2 separate regions of the Homo sapiens genome follow, and region 1 is linked to region 2. Evidence: read pairs that join two places in POLR2A ChIA-PET (ENCODE). Cell type or tissue: MCF 10A. All regions are shown on one strand. Links, peaks and the distances in the headings refer to the core of each region. The heading gives the core; the rest is flanking DNA.

Region 1 (5,379 bases), core at 71-5,070, 520 kb before region 2:
CCTGACAAATGGAAGTACAGATTCTAATAAATATTGCTTAGAAGGCAATCCCTATTTCATATAGTAGACAACAGCAATTCATTGAGTCAGAATTGAGGCAGTAGCATCACTAAACAAATAACAGTCATCAGTGGCTCAGAACGGTGACAACAGCATCACCTGATAGCTTCTATACCAGTTTTCATATAGTGAAAACTTGACTTATGCTTACGATTCTTGACTTAACGCTGTTCTGAATATCGATAATATACAACTACTTTTTCACAATGGTAATAATACAGGCAGTTCTACCGTTGGGCTTGTTGAGAAACAACATAAGCTTTTTCCAAATAGGAAAGCTGGGTTTAGAGAAATATGATTTGTTGGATGCAAATCTCCAAAATGTTACTTGCTGATACAGAATCCTAGTGTATTTTTACCTCTCGCCTTTCAACAATGGGAGCAAGGAAGGGGACAGGGTGTCATTACCTCAGAAAATTCTGGTGAAAATGGAAGAATCTTTGTTTCATACAGCTCCAAAAAATGGATAACACCTTCTTTGGACAGGATTTTGTTTTCACTTTCAAACATTCTTTTATAAATACACATATGCCAGGATGGGTGAAAGAGCCAACATCCTGTGGAAACAAACATCAAATGTTGACATCTGATTCTGTCTTCATTTCACCATCAAGACTACATACTCATAAATAATGTACAAACACACACAATAACTTCATTATAACACTACAAGAAGTTTTTGTTACTGTTTTTTGAGAGACAGGTTCTCACTGTGTCACCCAGACTGCAGTGCAATTGCAAAATTCTAGCTCACTGCAGCCTCAAACTCCAGGGCTCAAGCGATCCTCCTGCCTCAGCTTCCTGAGTAGTTTCCTAGCAGGACTACAGGTATGCAAACCACGCCTAGACAATTTTTAAAATATTTTTTAGAAACATGGTCTCAGAATGTTGCCTAGGTTGGTCTCAAACTCCTGAGTTCAAGTGATCCTCCATCCTCGGCCTGCCAAAGCACTGGGATTACAGGTATGAGCCACCGCACCCAGACTGTTTTTAGTCACATCTGAGTATGTCAACCAAAAAAATTTTGGTATTCAGTATTCCGTATTCAGGCAGCTTAATTTTGAAAGACTGTAAATGGGCCAGGCATGGTGGCTCATGCCTGTAATCCAAGCACTTTGGGAGGCCGAGGCAGATGGATCACATGAGGCCAGGAGTTTGAGACCAGCCTGGCCAACATGGCAAAACTCCATCTCTACTAAAAAACACAGAAATCAGCCAGGCATGGTGGTGTATGCCTGTAATCCCAGCTACTGGTGGGGGAGGGACTGAGACACGAGAATCGCTTGAACCCTTGAACTTGGGAGGCGGAGGTTAGAGTGAGCCCAGGCCCCGCCACTGCACTCCAGCTTGGGCAACAGAGTGAGACTCTGTCTTGAAAAAATAAGAAAGACTGTAAACGAATGCTGTAACTGCTACAGTGTACAAAAATTAAATATTACCCCATGCATGCAGGTTGGAACTTCAGATTTGGAATAGTTTCAACCAATTCTTCTCTTATCCCACTTCAATCCATTTTTCACACAGAAATATGAAATTGTCACGCCTCTGCTTAAAATCCTTCAACATCTCCTCATTGTTCTTAGAATAAAGTCCAAACAAGGCATGAACTGACCTTGACTGCCACTCCAACCTCATCCCCCACTCCACACACCAACTCTGCTGCAGCCCTGCTGGTCCTTCTGTTCTGCCTCCTACAGCTGCTCCCATCTCAGGGCTTGTGTCCCAGGTGGTGCCTTCTCAGCCTGGACTCTTAGCTTAGATGTCATCATAAGACAGGCCTTCCCTGACTACCCCACTCACCCTTGAGTCCATTTCATCAGCCCCTTGTCTGTTCCCCTCATATATCTTACAATCAAAACTATTTTTTCATGGAAAACACAAAAGTCAGGTGAAAAATACCACATCTCTCTCACCATTTTACCCCCAATAATTACTAGGTTGGTGCGAAAGTCGTTGCGGTTTTTGCCTTTTTTTTTTTTTTTTTAAAAAAAAAAAAAAGGCAAAAACCGCAACGACTTTCGCACCAACCTAATAGCATGTACTGGACACTAAGTAAATATTTATTCAGTAAATATATAAATGAGTGAGCAAATCAAAACCATGGAATAAATAAATATCTTAGAGATATTTTTCTAACTCTTTTGAAATATCTTTTACTTCTATTAGAGAAAAATACTCAGCATTTTTAACTCATGACATTCTATAAATAAATTAATCCATTATTTGTAATTTACACCAAGATGCTTGTTCAACTCTTTGGCAATGGTAATTTTTCAAAATCAGTCACTGCTATTTGATTTGGTTTCTCAAGAGCTGTGGGCAAAATGTGGTAATAAGAGCATCATTTTAATGGTAAATGAATAAGTGAAGTCACAACAAGATTCAATTAAATTCTAGCCCCAGGTGCAACTACAGATGCTTATGGTCTGTGAAAAATCCCAGTGTATCAGAAAACAACTACAGCAATCAGCTGAATAAAGCTCAATTCCTAAGGGGTCAAACTATTAAACTGTAATTATCTAGAGTAGGCACTAAAAACCATTTACCTAGGTTAATTCTCATGTGTAAACACAATAATGTGGCATTTTATCATTCATATGAACACAGGCCAAAACACTATTGGGCTGCATTTAGCTATTTCATTAAACTTAATTTTATAAAATACATTTAGGAAGCTCCAGCTTCATTGTGTATCTCCTAAAAAGCTCTCATAATATAGTGATCAAGGGCTTATAAACACATTTGAAATTATATCCCGGAATTTTCTCTTCCTAAGAAGTACAAGATACAGAACAATAACTGAAAACTTAAGAAACACTGGAAAAGATATACTAAGAGAATAAGAATGGAAACCAGTTAAAAAGATATATTCATACCAAAGAGTGATTATTGGCCAGGCACGGTGGCTCACACCTGTAATCCCAGCACTTTGGGAGGCTGAGGCAGGTGGATCACCTGAGGTTAGGAGTTTGAGACCAGCCTGGCCAACGTGGCAAAACCCCGTCTCTACTAAAAATACAAAAATTAGCCAGGTGTGGTGGCGCATGCCTGTAATCTCAGCTGCTTGGGAGGCCGAGGCAAAAAAATTGCCTGAACCCGGGAAGCAGAGGTTGCAGTGAGCCGAGATCATCCCACTGCACTCCAGCCTGGGCAACAGATTGCAAGACTCCACATCTCAAAAACAAAAAAAAAGAGCAATTATTAAAACCACAGACTATGTCATCATTGAAACCCTATCGACGAGTCCTTATCTTTTAAAGAAATGTGCTGAAATATTCACAGATAAAATGATAGGATATCTAGGGATGTGCTTCAAAACCATTTAGCAAGAAGGGAACAGGGAAGGCTACATAGGATACACTAAGCAAGGCTGGCCGTGAGACGATCGTTATTAAAGAGGGTGGTAGGTGCGTCACACACACTCTTCTCATTCTATAAATGTTTGAAATTCTCCATCATCAACGGTTTAAAAAATTAACCTTATCTCTTAATTGTAGAAAATTCTGTGGCTATTTTAAATTGTGTTCTTTTTTTTTTTTTTGAGACGGAGTCTTGCTCTGTCACCAGCCTGGAGTGCAGCAGTGTGATCTTGGCTCACTGCAACCTCCGCCTCCTGGATTCGAGTGATTCTCTTGCCTCAGCCTCTCGAGTAGCTGGGACTACAGGCACACACCACCATGCCTGGCTAATTTTTGTATTTTTAGTAGAGACGGAGTTTCACTATGTTGGCCAGGCTGGTCTTGAACTCCTGACCTCAGGTGATCCGCCCACCTCTGCCTCCCAAAGTGCTGGGATTACAGGCATAAGCCACCACGCCTGGCCCAAAATTGTGCTCTTAAAGACGATTTAAGGATATGAGTAGATGCATATAGTTATTATGCTAAGTGAGATAAACATGAACAACATGATCCAGAAGGTGTGTATCTGGAATGGTAACAACTGTTATCTCTTGGTGGCAGCATTACAAGATGATTATATTTTCTTCTGTACACTTTTATAGTTTTTCAAAATTCTCTACAATGAACAGGAATTAGTTACAAAATCAGGGGAAAACCATAAATGTTATTAAAAAATAAAATAAAAGTAATCGTTACCATTTTCCTCTGACACCGCATATTCAAACAGATTGTTTAGCTTTGGTAAAACTGGCTTTATAACATGTATCTAAAAATAAGAGCAAAAAAATCATATGAAATGAAAATGCATCTTGAAAAATGTCAGGCAATTTTCATCTCTTTATTTCACAGTAGCTCTTCTGTTTCTACAAAACATATGTAGAAAGAGCCTGATTTATCCAGTTTTTCAAACAATAGTATGATTCAGGTATGTAAGACTGAGTATGGCAAAGCTAATGAATATAACCACATTACAGCTACATTAAAGTCTACCATTTATACAGTGATTATCATAAATCATGTCATAGAATCCTCAACTGTCCTGGCAGGCAGGTAGGACTGCCAATACTAAGATATTACAAAGAGAAAAAAGACACTGAAATGTTTTCTCTAGTCACTCAAGTTGTTCATGGCTGCACACGCTTAGAACGGCCAGTTCGGAGTTCCATGTTCTTAATACCACATAGCCAAAGTTGCTGACACGTTTGCTTGAGATTAATTTACATATCCTTCAAAATATGGATAAATTTGGGTTTCTAAATAAATAATGGGGGTTTTATGGATCTACTGATTAAAGAAAACCATAAAAGTTAATTTGAATTTAGAAATGCTTTTTCTTTACTCCTCATCCTTGCATCTATATATATTTAGCACATATAAGTAATTATTTAAGTCCACAAACAAGGTTTGGTGCACATTTGGATTGACACCTCACAATGACTCCACAGATGGCTGGCACCTCTGTGGTCCCCAACTTGCAGAATGGAAACCATGGTTCTCAAAGTGTAGTTCCCAGAACAGCAGCATACATATCACCTGGGAACTTGTAAAAAACTCAAAAGTCCTGGACGGGTGCGGTGGCTCACGCCTGTAATCCCAGCACTTTGGGAGGCCAAGGCGGGTGGATTACTTGAGGTCAGGAGTGCAAGACCAGCCTGGCCAACATGGTGGAACCCCATCTCTACTAAAAATACAAAAATTAGCCAGTGTCGTGGCTGTAGTCCCAGCTACTTGGGAGGCTGAGGCAGGAGAATCACTTGAACCCAGGAGGCGGATGTTGCAGTGAGCTGAGATCGTGCCACTGAACCCCAGCCTGGGCGAGAGAGCAAGACTCTGTCTCCAAAAAAAAAAAAAAAAAAAAAAAAAAAACTCAAAAGTCCCAGGCCCCACCCCGACCTACTGAACCAGAAAGTCTGAGGACAGG
Region 2 (5,379 bases), core at 200-5,199:
CCAGGGAGCACTTTAATGCAAGTTGAGAAGTACTCAGCACCTCCTCTGTTACCGGGTCAGGCCTTGCAATGTGTACAAAGCACCGGGCCTGGGATCCAGGACATTGGTCCTCTGCATTTGTCAGATCCCATTTGTCCTGGTGTCCCCTGGGAGACATGTCACTCTCCTGCTCCACAGACCCTCACCCACCTACAACCCTTGGGCCTTGCCCCTTCCAAATTCTGGTACCAAAAGGACTGGGTCAGTTGGTTCTAAAAGTGAGAGGCAGGTGAAAAAAAAGTTTTTCCATTTGTGCAATGATAGTTGTGAATACTCTCTGACCCTATGCAGCAGAAATCCCATCTGTGGATAATAGCTTTGGGGTGCAAATGCCTTCTCTGGGCTGTTTTAGACCCCATTCCATGCTTTGGCATTAGGACATACACAAACACACTTCTCTAAGGGACACAAGAGGTAACAAAGCCCTCCTTCCAAGAGGACAGTGGAGGAGGGAGAGACCAGGCTGGCGTCAGGCCAGCAAGGAGCCGGTATTGAGTCCTCCACTCTGTCTCCCACCTGGGTGTCCCAGTCCCTGGACAAGCTGGCTCCTGCGGGAGGCCCCCATTTCACATCTCAAGCGGCTTCCAGAGGATTCAATGAGCTATTTTTTTCCTTTTTCTCTTGTTATATAAAAATTATAGGAGGCCATTGTTTTGAACCAAGCTCCCACACTAGGCCCCAACAGACCAGACTAAAAATCAACATGGGCCAGGCACAGTGGCTCACACCTGTAATCTCAGCACTTTGGGAGTCTGAGGCAGGCGAATCCTTGAGCCCAGGAGTTTGAGACCAGCCTGGCCAACATGGTAAAACCCCATGTCTAGAAAAAATAACAAAAATTAGCAAGGTGTGGTGGTGTGCACCTGTAGTCTCAGCTACTCGGGAGGCCAAGGCAGGAGGATCACCTGAGCCTGGGAGGTCAAGGTTGCAGTGAGCAGAGATCATACCACTGCAACCCAGCCTGGGCACCAGAGTGAAACCCTGTCTCAAAAAAAAAAAAAAAAAAAAAAATCGGCCGGGCGCGGTTTTTACAGGCTCAAGCCTGTAATCCCAGCACTTTGGGAGGCCGAGGCGGGTGGATCACGAGGTCAGGAGATCGAGACCATCCTGGCTAACACGGTGAAATCCCGTCTCTACTAAAAATACAAAAAAATTAGCCGGGCGTGGTGGCGGGCGCCTGTAGTCCCAGCTACTCGGGAGGCTGAGGCAGGAGAATGGCGTGAACCCGGGAGGCGGAGCTTGCAGTGAGCCAAGATCGTGCCATTACACAACAGCCTGGGTGACAGAGCGAGACTCCGTCTCAAAAAAAAAAAAAAAAATCAAACTGGAGTCACCCACGCTAAAGTTCCATACCACCAAACCAAAACAAGGTTGTTATCTGACCTTCTGAGAATGGAGAGAGAGAACAGCCAATCTCCCAAAAGGCCCGTTTAAATCTTCAATCAGAATGATAATGAAGTTCTTTCTGCTTTAATCCTACCACAAAAAAAGGTAGCATGAAGTCACCCAAGGTTAACTAACGAGTTATTTTTCTATTGTTCTATCTCCCTGTGCCCTCCTTACAAGAACAAGTAACATTGAAAAGTAACTAATACAATCTTTGTTCCCTGTTTCTGTTTTCTTCAGTCCTTCTCTGTCTACAAAGCCAACCTCTTCAGCTCAGCTCAGGGAACACTTATTCCATTGTGTGGAATGAAGTGTTGTTCGATGCCAGAATCACAAATCAAGACAATCAAGGTCTTTAAGCTAAATTTTTTGTCATTCTGGTTTTTGACACTCTTTTCTACCGGGACCTGTTTCCCAGCTTTCTCATGGAAAATCCCTGAGCCGGCCACTTCCTGTTTTTGTTTTGCTTTTCTACCCCATTGGTGTACCCTTTGACCTTTTGTCCCTTGTCATGATCCTCCATCTCAAACTGGGAAACCACGCATAGATCAAATCCCCAGCCCCAAGCAGCTAGCTCTGTGCCGCGTGTACTAAACAAATCCTTTCTCCGAGGGGTCCTCTGAGTTGCTTCCTTACCTACAAATGGGATGCTGAGAAGACTTAGGCATTTGTTTTGGGCTCTGCTGGGCTCCCTACCCTGTGTCGTGATGCCCCCAGCAAAGCCCTAGGCAGGGGTGGATGCCGGGGTGCAGGATCTCTACATGCAAACTTTAGTAACAATCATTGCTGAGTTCTGAAACTTCTTGATCCACTTTTATTTGGAGCTAGAGGTTCTCTTCTGCTTTGTTTTGACAACTAGACTGGCTAGACTATGGCCTGGTGACGCCTGTTCTTTTTCCTTCTTTTCTCCTGTTTTGTCCCCTGCCTCTGGGCCCGGCATTCCTGGCATATTTGGAAAGAGTAGGAGCTGGCCTGAGGCCACTTTTCCGAGTATCTTCTCAGCCCTGCAGTCCCGTTTCCAACACACAGTCTCTTTGCTTTTGTTTATTCTGCGTTTCACACTCCCAGTCAGGAGCCAGTCCCACAGGCAGGCCCAGAGATCAGACTGCACAGGCGAGAGGGCTGGAAACTCCAGGGTCCTCACCGCCTCTGCAGGTGGAACATGCAAACCGGTCAGACAAAGGAGGGGTTAACCTTGTACCCATCTTATGGGGAATTTCCCCAAATACATCTGGCACCTACGAAGTGAAAGGGAAAAAAGAACCCCACACAGTAAGCCCCACTGCCTTTGAGGATTTACTGCCTGGAGCATGGTCCACTGCAACCTCATTAAGGGCCCAAAGTTAAGCACTATTTTCCCTTGGTCTCTGTCTCCCCGGCTGACCTTCGCTAGCACACTTTACCCCTCCAGCCTCAACTTTCCTCTCTCTGGAGGCGCCTAAAGAGGCTTACAGAGCAAGGCGCTTCCAGCCAGGGCTCAATCGGGTGGTACCTGGGGTGACCTCATTTTCTGTCAGGCCCAGCTAGGCCTGTCTTACATCTTACCTGGAGGAAAGGTCAACACAATTCATAGCAGAGGAAAACCTGAAGTTTACTCTAGTCTCTAAATTGTTTTCAAGTTCCCATGGGGGAAAGAGATTGATTCATTTTGTTAATAAGCAAAGGTCTTATTTTTCCACCTTTAGTCGTATAAACGTCAAGGGGGAAAAAAAGGCTTTGTATTCAATCAAAAGACAGTTCCAGCATTTTAAAAAAGTCAAGTGGAGATGAAACAGATGATCTTCCAGGAAAAAAAAAAATAGTCTTAACTCCCAAATTATAACACCTTAAATTATCTCATGTTTAATTCTAGCAACAAAGACCTCAGTGTTTGCCTGTGTTAAAGAATAGTTAAAAGCATAGAGTGTTAGGAGCTACAGCCAAGATTCTTCCAGGTTTCTTGTGCCCTGCAATGAATCAAACCACTGGCCCAGAAAGGCCTTTAAATGGAGCCATAATATCAAATTCAGAGTTTCATAGCAGTGTGACTCAGTAATAGCCAAAAGATCAGCAGATGCATGGATAAACCAAACGTGGTAAATCCACACCGTGGAATATTATACAGCATTAAAAAGGAAGGACATTCTGGCACTTGCTATAACATGGATGAACCCTGAAGGCATGATACTAAGTGAAATAAGCTGGTCACAAAAGGACAAATACTGCATGATCACAAGTATTTGAGGTTCCTAGAGTTATTTCTGTTTTGCAAAATGAAAAAGTTCTAGAGACGGGGGTAGTAATGGTTGTACAACAACATGAATGTGCATAACACTACCGAACTGTATACTTAGAAATGGTTAAGATGGTATATTTTATGTTGTCTATATTTTACCACAGCTTTTTAAACATTTAATTAAATGTTTTAAAGTTTCCGAGTCGCGAATAAAGAATCTTGAGTGACTAAGCCTTCTCCTTCTCTGTACATGCAGAGCCGTGTATATACAGCTCTTTTCTGAGAACCATTGATTGTGCCTTTAATTTAGAGTCAATGCAGAGTCACAAATGCACCCGCCCACTTTTCTGCTTCAGAACTTAGCCTAAGCTACCACATCCTCCATTGTAAGGGAGAGAAAGGGCAGTTCTTTGCCCTGTTTGACTAATGGAAAAACCAGAGGTCATGGAGGTTAAGTAACTTGCTCAAGGTTAGGCAGTTCACAGGGGCTGCCCTCAGTTAAAAGTTCCTGGTGGAGCTGTCTCCAGATTTATAGCCCCCCAAAGCATTGAATAAACCTGGGTCAAAACCAACGTGTGTGGGTGGAGAGATTGGAGTGGCATTCCAGGACCGATTTTCCAAAATGAGCTCTAAAATCAGTGCCATGTGGACAAAAGCAATCCAGAAGGACATCACATTTGTTCATTCAAACAGTGTTCATGGCAGGGCACAGTGGCTCAGGCCTGTAACACCAGCGTTTTGGGAGGCCCAGGTGGAAGGATCACTTGAGCTCAGGAGGTCAGCCTGGGCAACATAGGGAGATCCTGTCTGTACAAAAAATGAAAAAGCATTAGCTGGGTATGGTGACTCATGCATGTAGTCCCAGCTACTGGGGAGGCTGAGGTGAGAGGATCGCTTGAGCCCAGGGGGTTGAGGCTACGGTGAGCCATGATCACGTCACTGCACTCCAGCCTGAGCAACAGAGTGAGATCCTGTCTCAAAAACCAAACAAAATGTAAATAGTGTTCATGGAGTTCCTACCGTGGGCTGGGCTCTCTGCAAGACACAGCATCCATGCCTGGGTCCCCACCGAGCTTGGGGCAGGGGAGGAGGCAGGATGCAGGCCTTCAACAACCAGTTGCAAGACAGGGTGGCAGTGCAGAAATGGAGAAAGTGGTGAGCACAAAGGAGAGTTCCAGACCTACCTGGAGAGGTGGAGCCATCAGCTGAGACCCGGACAGGTGGGCACTAGGGCAGGTAGTACGTGGCGCGTGTGCAAAACACCCGGGACACGGAGAGCCTGGTGACTTGCAGAGAACCCTCCCTCTGCTCTCCCACATGCCCTGTTTTTCCTCAACACTGATCATTCCCGTTTTCCTATAAACATGCTATTCTGTCTTCCCTATTTAAAAAAAAAAAACAAAAAAAAAAAAAACTAAGAATTCCGCATCTGTGCCAGCTATCTCCTTTTATTAGCTTCCTGGGGCTGCTGTTACAAAGTACCACGGACTGGATGGCTTAAACAACAGAGACTGACTGTCTCCCAGTTCTGGAGCCTGGGAGTCCAAGATGAAGGCCTTGGCAGTGTCGATTTCTTCTGAGAGTGTGAAGGAGGCTCTAAGCCCTGGCCCCTCTCCTGGCTTCTGGTAGCCTCGGGCGTTCCTTGGCTTGGAGATGGCTGTCATTAACCTGTGTGTCTTCACATCACCTTCCCTCTGTGTGTGTCTGTGTCTGTGTCCAAATTTCCTCCAGTCATATTG

Evidence for each region. Peaks named below come from ENCODE experiments on the same cell type or tissue, not always from the same donor. Only the 100,000 strongest peaks of a DNase experiment are listed, where the experiment ranks them.
Region 1: POLR2A ChIA-PET joins it to region 2 with 5 read pairs; 2 of 35 experiments call an interaction of 5 or more read pairs at or near these places.

The regions. Positions count from the first base shown.
Region 1 is chr1:234,467,034-234,472,412 of GRCh38, forward strand. It overlaps TARBP1 (tRNA guanosine 2 -O-methyltransferase TARBP1), which reads right to left. Exons shown (of 30, transcript NM_005646.4): 3 at 4,155-4,224; 4 at 469-617. Among named protein-coding and RNA genes, the nearest start is that of TARBP1, 9.5 kb to the right of the region's middle. In MCF 10A, for the core only: no CTCF peak of the experiment used is centred there; no DNase peak of the experiment used is centred there.
Region 2 is chr1:234,985,189-234,990,567 of GRCh38, forward strand. No RefSeq gene overlaps it. Among named protein-coding and RNA genes, the nearest start is that of LINC03108, 7.1 kb to the left of the region's middle. RefSeq lists enhancers at 1,272-1,811, 1,774-2,068, 1,812-2,351, 2,352-2,891. In MCF 10A, for the core only: no CTCF peak of the experiment used is centred there; DNase peaks (open chromatin) are centred at 1,893 and 2,413.